2 separate regions of the Homo sapiens genome follow, and region 2 is linked to region 1. Evidence: read pairs that join two places in POLR2A ChIA-PET (ENCODE). Cell type or tissue: GM12878. All regions are shown on one strand. Links, peaks and the distances in the headings refer to the core of each region. The heading gives the core; the rest is flanking DNA.

Region 1 (5,388 bases), core at 147-5,146:
CTGTTGTGTGTATATACCGCAATTTATTTATTCCTTCATCCAAGTGCTGTTTCCACTATTGTGAATAGTGCTTCCGTCAACGTAGGTGTACATATACTTGTTTGAGTACCTGTTTTCAATTCCTTCATTTGATTGTCCTTCATCAACTTATGGTACTGTATTCTTTTAGTCACTGGAGTTTAAAAACTGCATGGCATGTAGTAGGTGCTAAATATATGTTGGTTGAATGGATTTATTAAATTAATGTGTTGAATTGTTATCATTCTCTTCTTTCCCCTTTACCTCTTCTGTCTAATCACATGTTAATTCAATTATAGACTTAACTCTGCCACAAACTGTATAACATTGGGCAAAACACAACTATATGCTTAGTTTTATATGCTTAGTCTTCTGTAGACCTCTATAGGCCCTCTACATACTCAGTCTTCTGTAAAATGACTTTCTTGAACCACAAACATAAAGTCAAAGACAACCTGGGAAATACATCTTCACTTACAACAGAGGGCAAATATGAATTGCTCCTTGGAATTGGTAAGCAACCTAGAGAAAAATCAGCAGTCAGTTTACATTAAAAGAAATTCAAATGACCCTCAAGCATATGAAAATATGTTCAAATATACGTATAAAAGTCATGCAGATTAAAACTGTGCTAAAATATTTTTTCTCACCTATTGCCTCATTGTGTTGGTGAGGCTGTGGATAAATAAGTTTTTTCATACTCTGCTCCTGGGATAGTTATCTAAATTGCAAATGCATATACCCTTTGACCAGGCAATTCCATTTCTGGTAATTTATCCTAAAAATAAGCCTGCACAAGTGAAAAATGATATATATAGAAGGTTTTTTATGGCAGCAATATTTACAAAAACAAGGTTGGAAGCAACCCAAATGCCCATCAAAAGGAATCTGGTTTAAAAAATATGGTACATTTATACAATGGAAAACTAGGGAACTGTGAAAAGAATGACGATGGTGTCTATTAAAATGAAAATACCTTCAAGATGTATTGTTAAGTGAATAAGAGATGGGTTAAAAATAAGAGTATGTAAAATTAAGACTATAAATTGCTAAGAAAATTTAAAAAATAAACAAGGCCAGGTGTCATGGCTTACACCTGTAATCCCAGTAATTTGGGAGGCCAAAACAGGGGGATTGCTTGAAGCCAGAAGTTTGAGACCAGTCTGGGCAACAAAGCAAGACCCTGTCTCTACAAAAAAAAAAAAAAAAAAAAATTTAGCCGGCCATGGCAACGTGCACCTGTAATCCCAGCTTCTCAGGAGGTTAAGTCCAGGAGTTTGAGGCTGTAGTGAGCTATGATTGTGCCACTACCCTCTAGCCTGGACAACAGAGTGAGACCGTGTCTCTAAAAAAAACAGAAATAAAAAACCAAAAAGGTTAAGAATATAAAAACTTTCTAAAGACATATAAGAAACTAATAAAATAATTTATCCAGAGTGAGGGTAGAGGAAGGAATGATGCAGACTAGAGCAGAAGTAGGAGAAAGCTTTTATTATGTACCTCTTTATATTATTTTTTGAACCATCTGAATGCATTTTATGCAAAAATTTTAAGGTAAAAGTAAATTATTTTAAAAATGATGGCAGCAAAAAGGTTAATAGAAATAGACATGTTTGAGCAAGACTGGGAAATGGCAGAAAATTCCAAGGGAAAGAGATAGACATAAGGTAACTTCAAGTTTACAAAGGATATAATGCCATAGGCAACAAGCACCAGACAAATTACTCTAGTGCAAAGAAAAGTAATTAAACTGTGCAGCAACATTTAAACAGCTGAAGCATAAGTAAAATATTAGCACAGGAGAAGAGGCAGTAGAAGAATTAGATTTTATGTTTAACACATTAAAATGAAAAGATTTTAATTAAAGCTGTTATTTAAAGCTACAAAAACATTTTAAATGAAGAATATATATTGTAAATCACATCCATTCTTTATATATTCTCGACCTCTACTTCAGTCTTTCTATAAAACCAACACATGTACATTCCATCCATGTCAAGAAAAGTCATTTTTTATCTTAGTGACTTACATGGTGCAACATATGTATGAAAACAACTTTAGATCTGGGATTTGACTGTGTTATGTAAATGAACTAATATTGTTAAAGTGACAGTAGAACTCCCATAATCTTGTCTGAAGGTAACAGACTGCCATGTATCAAATATTGTCATTGTTTTTCTTCAACTCTTTTTGTTATATAGGTAAGACATGTTCACTGTAGCAAAAAAAAAAAAAATGGGTTTTGTGCCATTACTCATACCTTTTGCTTTAGTTAGTTAAACATTTTCAGTGGATACTACTAGGCATCTCTGTGGCTGTATCCACTCATTAGTCCATTTTAAAACAATTTAATAAGTGCCCATTCTACCACAAGCTATGTAGCGAATGGGTATCTGAAGAGTAAGCAAGTAGTGATAGTTTATGAGTTTTTGACTGTTGGTATGCTTCCAAAAGAAGGCACCAAAAGACATTTGTGATGCCCACATTACTTAGAAATGTAGGGAAATCTTAGTATTTGAAACTCTTATGTCCTAGAATCTTAAGAAACCTCTGGATTGAGATGGTGATGTTAGGCAGCTCTTGCAGTTGACTTCAATGCTAGCTAGGCTACTTTCTCCAAGCAGTGAGAAAGTCCTAAAGAGTCTTGCTTCATTTTATTCCAACTTCTGGAGTTTTTAAACCAGCATTGTTTGTGTTCTTCCATATGTAGAAACTATCTCTAAACCTATCCTCTCATTTTCCAGTTTAGAAGGTGCTTTCAGATATTTAGGATCTTATTAGTTACTTTCAAATTAGTATTCCAATCAAAACGAGTTGAAATAAAAACCTGTCTGTCCTTTAACACTTTGATTATAGTTTATGTACTTCTATTTACATGGGTAAAATGTATAGTCACTAGGAATAACATGTCAACACATCTTGATTGAAATCGCCACTTTGAATTTTTCTATCATGTTTCTAGTATGAAAAAAAACTTCATTTAGCTTCATAGTAGCTTCATAGCAGTTGGAATAGTTGTATATTATGTGTTTTCTGTATACATAAACTGAACTATAATTTGAAAAAGTTCTTCAAGGTCACCTTGTCACTTGCAGAGTGACAAATTATCCTGATTTGCTGATTCTCATCTTAGTGTTCCTGATACTGCTGCACTGGGAGAAAATTTACATACTTTCCTAAAGCTTACTTTCTCAGACTTCTTGTTCTTCTGGCCTTGAGTAATTCCCAGATCCAGTTTTCCTGTCAAACCTCCAAAGAAGTACTGAAGGGTTTCTTTCTCATAGGTCAGATTCAGGATTTGAACCCAAAGCTTCTTTCTTTAAATACACTGTTTTTTCTTTATCATACCTCTCAAACATAGTAGAGCAGCCTTGAAGATTTTGTTTTAAAATCTACATGGCTGTGGAATTTTGTTTTAAATATGATTATGTTTCCTACAATCATCTTCATTTTCTAATCATCTTCATCTCTTCTCTGACTCCCATTTTTACCAAGTCATGAAAATACAAGCATCTGCTTTCCATGAATAGATCAGAGATCTCACAAGCCTAGATTCCCATGGAAACCAATCAAAAACTAAAAGGAAAAGAAAGAGTATATATTGAATTTCGATGAAACCTACAGCTTGTTTTTCATTAGACTCATGCTGGTTTCTTTTAAACTCTGGGCACAGGGCCAGCAAATATTTTTATGGCTGGTAAAAAGGGACTTCAAATCCATTTACTTTCATTTAACCGTTTAAAAATTAATTTTGTATATAACATCAATTCTAAAGAAAATTTGAGCATTAATTTTCTAATTACCTTATGTCATAGGGCCATTATTTGTTTATGTAATTTCCTCTTCTTGTTTTTTCTCCTACCCATAGTTTATGACTCATAAAAGGATGAGAGGGAATCAGGATGATTATTATTCCTATAGTGTGAATATTGTCAACACTTGGGCACGACATTTTTCCTATGACCAATCATAGGACCAATAAAGGAGGTCTCTTTGTACCTCCTTTAGCTGTTAAGCTTTCACAAGGTGCAAATGATCATTTACAAATGTGACAACAGATGATAACTAAAATGCCAAAGTGAGGGGGATTAAGAGAACCAGAGAGGGGATGGCTGGGGAGGACAGGTTGTAATTTTAAATTAAGCAATCAAAATAGTATTCAGTGAGACAGGTTGTAATTTTAAATTAAGCAATCAAAATAGTATTCAGTGAGATGGTGACATGTGAAGCAAGACTTAAAGGAGGTGAGAACTTTAGCCATGTGAACACCTGAGGGAAGAGCATTCATTCCAGGCAGAAGAAACAGTCAGAACAAAGGCCTTCAGATGGGAGCATGCCTAGAATTTTTGCAAAATAACAAGAAAATTAGTATAAATTAGTCTTCATGCCTTTAATCCCAGCACTTTGGGAGACCAAGGCGGGAGGGTCACTTGAGCCCAAGAGTTTGAGACCAGCCTGGTCAACATAGGGAGACTCCATCTCTACAAAAAAATTTTTAAAAATTCGCCAGGCATGGTGGTGCATGCCTGTGGTCCTAGCCACTCAGGAGGCTGAGATGGGAGTATCACTTGAGTCCAGGAGGTTGAGGCTGCAGTAAGCCATAATCACACCACTGCATTCCAGCCTGGACAACAGAGTGAGACCCTGTCTAAAAAAATAATAATAAATATATATATACCTTATAATGAATGAGCAAAAGGAAAGCGCTAAGAGATGAAGAAAGAGAAAGAATGGTGGCCTGATCCTGTAGGGCCTTATAGGCCATTGTCAAGAATATGTTTTCACTCTGAATGAGATGAGGAGGGTTTGAGGAAAGACGTGACATGGTCTGACTTATGTATTTATAAAAGAATCATTCTGGCCAAGTGAAGACATTTTCCTCCAGTTTTAGTACTATCTATTCCTTCACCCATTCCTCATATAATATGCTTTCAAGTTTCCTTCTCATCCTGATCATTTTCACCAGATATGCACATATTTGTCTAAATTCCCTTGAAAATGTGATACCTACAACAGAATACAATGCCAGTCTGATGAGCTCAGAGTGTTACATGACTATAACTGTTGACATTTTAGCAACAAAATACAGCTGATTCATATTTAAGATTTTTCAAATAAAAACTCTAAATCTGCTTTATACTTACAACTGCCTAAACTACGTCCTATATTAATATGGCCGTGGTTGTTGGACCCAAAGGCAGCATCTTATTGTATCCATATTTTGAACTTTCCCAGACATACTTAGGTAAAATTGACCATTGTATCCTTTGTTCCTCCAGTACCTTGTGTACTCAACCACTGTTATACCACCTTTTACACTGAAATATATTTATTTGTTTACATGTTTTATTTCTCCACAGATGATGAACA
Region 2 (5,388 bases), core at 165-5,164, 61 kb after region 1:
CCAGGCTAATCTCAAACTCCTGACCTCAGGTGATTCACCTGCCTCATTCTCCCAAAGTGCTGGGATTATAGGTGTGACCCACTGTGCACAGCTGCACAAGTTATTTTTAAAACCACTGCTTATTTAAGATATACAGTTAGATGTATACTTAGATGAAAACTATGCAAATCCTCTCTCTTTTTAAACAAAAAAACTAAAAAGGATTAGAAGAGTTTTCACAGAAATGCTAGCAGAGCTTGTGTTAGGCTTAGGGTAATAAAATTGTTGGTAACCTTTTTTCTTACTTTGTTTTCCCAATTTTTAATAGTTTTTCAAAATTTTCAATATATGTAAAGCATAAAATTTCTAATTTTTGAATGTGTTTCTAAAATTTATGTTTGTTTATTTCCATTTGGTCCACAAAGGGCTTGAGGGAGATACTAAAATATTGATTTCAGAATTGTAGTGTGCTTGCACTTGAAAGAATAGTTAGATTACAGTTAAAACATAGCTATAACAAACAGGACATCTACCCTGGCATAAACTACAGATTGACACAACTAAAATAGTCTTTAATCTGCAAATCTTTATTCCTCACTTCAGCCACCAAGCTGTAGCATTATGCTTTCTCAACTCGGTTGCTTCTCTTAGTTTCAAATAAAAAGGTCTAAAATGGTGGCAGACAGATGAAGAGCAGTATAGAGTTCAGGGATTGACTTGCAGATGGAGGTATGTTTTGATATAATTTTTTAAAGATGGCTAAATTTGAAACTAGAAGATACAATTTTGAATTCAAGCACTCACTGTGAGGATTTAGGCTACCATTTTGAAAATGGATAATAGTTACTAAGTCAGATTACTAGTTATGGTCAGCATTTGATTAAACCCTTTAATGCATGGTCTGAATGAGGTTCATTAAAGGTTTTTTAGTATAATCGAATTTACTTACACATTTGTCTGTATATTTGTCTTTTCCCACCATCTAAGAAATCCCATCCATAGTGTGGAACTGAAGTAGAGAAGGCAAAAGATGGATTCAATCAGTTGTTTGAAACAGGTCCCCCAAAGGCACACATCTTCGCAGAGTAGGTGAATTGATTTTTCTAAACTGCATGCTAGGATCAATAAAACTAAGGTACATTGTTGGAAAACTAAAGATGGAGCCTACAAGACTTGGGGTGCTTCAAAGGAACCAGGAGTTAAACAAAATTTGTTGCATTTAGCTTCTGAGTTTAATATTAAAATATGATGTTTTAATAACTTTGCTTGCAGTGTCACTGAGAAGGCTGGTCAGGGTCAGTAAGAAGAACAGGCTACACAGATTATCATGGACATCAAACAATGAGAACATTAGGAGCAAATGAAAGCTGTTTTGTTTACAGATACTACTTTTATGATGAGAGGAGAGCAATGATGGTATCTGAGAAAGAAACCAATATTTGTTGAGTACTCGCTGTGCACTGGTCACTTTTTTTTCTTTTTTACCAATGGGAAATCTGAGGCTTTGAGAAGTAACTTGCTCACAGTTATTAATAATATAGCCAATGAAGTGCCCAGATCTGACTGGTTCCAAAATCCATTCTCATTTTATTACACCGTACTGCCTCCCCATGGAGTAGCATTTTTGGATCCCCTAAAGCGAACATCAATATGCTAGGAAAATGAATTACTTGTGCAGTATTGGGAAAAAGGAAATGGATGTAAAAACTGTTACCCTGTGGTTAAGGAAAATAAAAATTATTAGAAATTAAGTCATTGTTGAGTCAGTTAGAATAAAAAACATTTAGTTTTGAAGTAGCTATAGGGAGCAGGTCTTCTGCCTTTTAGAATTAGAATCATAGAGTCAAAGGACATTAAGCTGGGTGGGCTTTAGATCAGAATCCACCCTCCTTATTTTTCATGTGGGAGGAAACAGAGGCTAGGAAAAATTCAGTGATTTGCCTTTGGGTGTGGGAGTGTTCTGGCTGAGACCTCTCTCATGTCCCTCCCTTACTTAAATCCTTCAGTACTGGCCGGGTGCAGTGGCTCATGCCTGTAATCCCAGCACTTTGGGAGGCCAAGGCGGGAGGATCACAAGGTCAGGAGATCGAGACCATCCTGGCTAACACAGTGAAACCCTGTCTCTACTAAAAATACAAAAAATTAGCCGGGCGTGGTGGTGGGCGCCTGTAGTCCCAGCTACTCAGGAGGCTGAGGCAGAAGAATGGCATGAACCTGGAAGGCAGAGCTTGCAGTGAGCCGAGATCGCGCCACTGCACTCCAGCCTGGGCAACAGAACGAGACTCCGTCTCAAAAAAAAAAAAAAAAAAAAAAAAAATCCTTCAGTACTGCTTCAGAAGACTGAAAGGAAAAGCCCAAACTCCTTGACCCTGCACTTTTCGTCATCGAGTTCTTGCTTATCTTTTGGGCTTCAGTGTCCTGTGTCTCCAGTTCTACTCTATCCTCAGACATACTGTGTTTTTAAAGCTTTCATTCTAGTCACCTCTTTTTCATCCTCCACACACAATGCCGTCGCACATTCAGCTTCCTTCCTACTTTAAGCTGGCTTAATTGCATATACTTTCAACATGCAGCTCAGGCACTGTTTTCTCCAATAAGCTTCTACTGACCCCTCAAGGCTGGGTTAGGTGCCCCTCTACAGAGTTCTTACTACCGTGTGTCCTTACCTCTATCATAGAACTGATCTCATTGTATGACAGCAGTGAATAGCATTGCATATGGTTTCACTTTCTATTACGGTCAAAGGGAGGGATAGTGTGGGGGTTATTGGAGCATGTAATAAGTGGATCCAAGAGACATGATATACACAACTTACTAATGTTGGCTTCAGAATATGCATATAGGAGGAGCTTATGGGGACAAATTGATTGGAAGGAGTGGGAGTAAGATTTGAAGCTGTCTTTATATAGCACTTTACATAAAATTCAGAAAATACTTATTGCCCTCCATATCAAAGAAATTGGGAGCAGGAACAAGATGGAGACATTGAGGAGTGTCAAAGTGTTAGTAATCCTAAGTTAAGATCCTGTTCAACTGCCATCTCTTTCATGAAGTCATTCTGTTCTAACCCCTTCCCCTCTTCACAAGGACATCTTGGGGAAGTCACAAGGAATGACTTTTAAGTACATCATCTATCCTGTCTTTGTGTTCTGTTTTTGTATCCTTTTTGTGCATTTACCCTTCCTTGCTTATAATTTTGCATTGCATACAAGCGTACATCTGTATAAAGCTTCCCCAACTCTTAGCATGGAGTCTGATACAGAGTAATTACATCAAAAATAACCATTGAATGTTGAATGAATGGTTTAATTAGGTCAGTGCTTCTCAATCCCGGTTGCATTTTTGAATCACCTACCGAAAATTTAAGAAATATTAATTCCAAAGTCCCAGAAATTCTGATTTTGTTGATCTAGGATGGGAACAGACTTTTTTTTTAAGCTCCTAAGGATTGAGAACTCCTAGATTAGGTTCTTTGTTTCAACAGTGGTTCTCAAAGTTTAGGATTCTAGACCAGCAGCAGCAGCACTTCCCAGAAACTTGCTACAAAATGCAGATTCTTGGCCCCTACACCAGTGAATGACAAACTCTGCGGGAGGGCCTATGTGTTTTCAAGCCCTCCAGACGATCTTGATGCATGCTAGAGTTTGAGAACTTCTTTTGCTAGAGTTTAAGACAAAAAAAAAATGTTGTCCTTAAATAAAATACCAACTGTGAGAAACCAAATATACTTTATAATCATCCTAAAAGGTTGTACCAATTTAAAGCACCACTCTAAATAAATCAGAGTACCTCACAAGCACAACAGAATTATCCTTGTGGAAATAAGCATCCCAGCATTTTATAACTTTTTTCAATATTTATTTTTGGTTAGTTTCCTATATATAAAAGGCTCTCCAATGAAGGCATTAATTTTCATAATAATCTAAATAAAATAGGCTATATTAGTCAGGAAGAGCACCTGAAAAATCTGGCATTGGATAAGGAAGCCTCAGAGTCAAGAATACCTTTCCATAATTTCCTCTCATAGAGAAAAGCCTTTTTTTGACAGTAACATTTTCTCCTTCTCTCATTTGTGCTGTTTGACTCCGTGCCACTTGATAGCTCTGTCTATTCCTATGGAAACCAAGTTAGTGGATGGAGCCAAGGCTTGGAGAAGGCATTGGGGGGAAATATTAGAAGAGTTCAGCCTTAGAGCAACTAAAGATGTTGCCTTTCCCTCAGTCAAATCCTCTTTGAGAGCCAGAACTATTTCAAGCCAGAGAGATGTTCTTGGCTGATGTATTGTCTAGCTGCTCTGCCAGATGGATGAACATCTTAAACTTGGAAAATAGCAAATAAAGCTCCTATTCTGTCTTTGGAGCACATTCTTAGCCTTTGCTTACAGAATTGTCAAATAACTAAAAAATATATTTTTAAAGATTTGCTTAAGATGGCAGGTTAGTGATGTGGTTCTCATCATATTTGTTAAGTACTTAGAAATTTTAGCAATAAAACACAGAATTAAGCCTTGACAATCAGAAGTTTAAGTAAAGAGGAAGAATGTCGGTCAGTGGAAAAAGCAATGCAGATTTCATTTTATTTCTGTAGCTCAGTGAATTTATGTCTTTCATGAGTTGATTGCTGTAACTGTTTGCTTCCCTATAAAATCACTTTAAAGACTAAGCAACCAGAGTACAAACAGACATCTAAATCAACTGAAATAAGAAAATTATCTAAGCATACAAGAAGGCATTCTCCTTTCTAATCCATTTCTGCTCTACATTTTATATGGCACTGGTAGCTAACTCATGATTGCATTGTACTGAGCCATTTATGTGGATATTTATATTATGTTTATATTTCAAGAAGGGTGTAGAGATTCATATTTCCAATTTATATTCTTTGATTTATGTCAGAAAATTAATGTCTTCTGAGAAAACAGTTGAGACAACTATTAATATAGATGCCTCATAAATCTATATCTTGAATCTAGCCATCTCTTCTAATGTTCAGGTCTATATGTATCTGCCCCTCCCCAACAACCTTTTCTTTTTGCTAGACCTCTCTGCATAGATTCCCTTCAGGTGCCTCAAACTCCACTTTAGAAAAAAAAAACAGAACTCAAAAATTTTTATCCCTAACCCTATTTTTTTCTCCCATCTCTTCAGTTGTTGGTAACACCCTCTATCTGGTAGCCATTCAGGAATCTTCTTATGTATTTCACTGATCTCTTCCCTTATTTCCATTTAGCTCTCAACATTTCTATTGTGGGTTGCTGTAATAACCCCCTTACTGCTCTGCTTGCCTAAAGATTTTTTCCCCTCAAATCAGTGCTTCACATAACCTCCAGTGTCTTTTCTAAAAACACAAATCCAGTCATGTCATTTCCTTCTTAAATCTTCTCTTTTTCCTGTCTTAGTTTGCTTGGCC

What was found. ChIA-PET counts read pairs that join two places held together with the same protein. Peaks named below come from ENCODE experiments on the same cell type or tissue, not always from the same donor. Only the 100,000 strongest peaks of a DNase experiment are listed, where the experiment ranks them.
Region 2: POLR2A ChIA-PET joins it to region 1 with 6 read pairs; 3 of 35 experiments call an interaction of 5 or more read pairs at or near these places.

The regions. Positions count from the first base shown.
Region 1 is chr9:100,146,810-100,152,197 of GRCh38, forward strand. The region is part of intron 3 of INVS (inversin); the gene reads left to right. Among named protein-coding and RNA genes, the nearest start is that of INVS, 50 kb to the left of the region's middle. In GM12878, for the core only: no CTCF peak of the experiment used is centred there; no DNase peak of the experiment used is centred there.
Region 2 is chr9:100,207,500-100,212,887 of GRCh38, forward strand. All of the region lies in intron 3 of INVS (inversin), which reads left to right. Among named protein-coding and RNA genes, the nearest start is that of INVS, 110 kb to the left of the region's middle. RefSeq lists an enhancer at 2,541-2,590. In GM12878, for the core only: no CTCF peak of the experiment used is centred there; a DNase peak (open chromatin) is centred at 2,692; H3K4me3 peaks cover 556 bases; H3K27ac peaks cover 365 bases.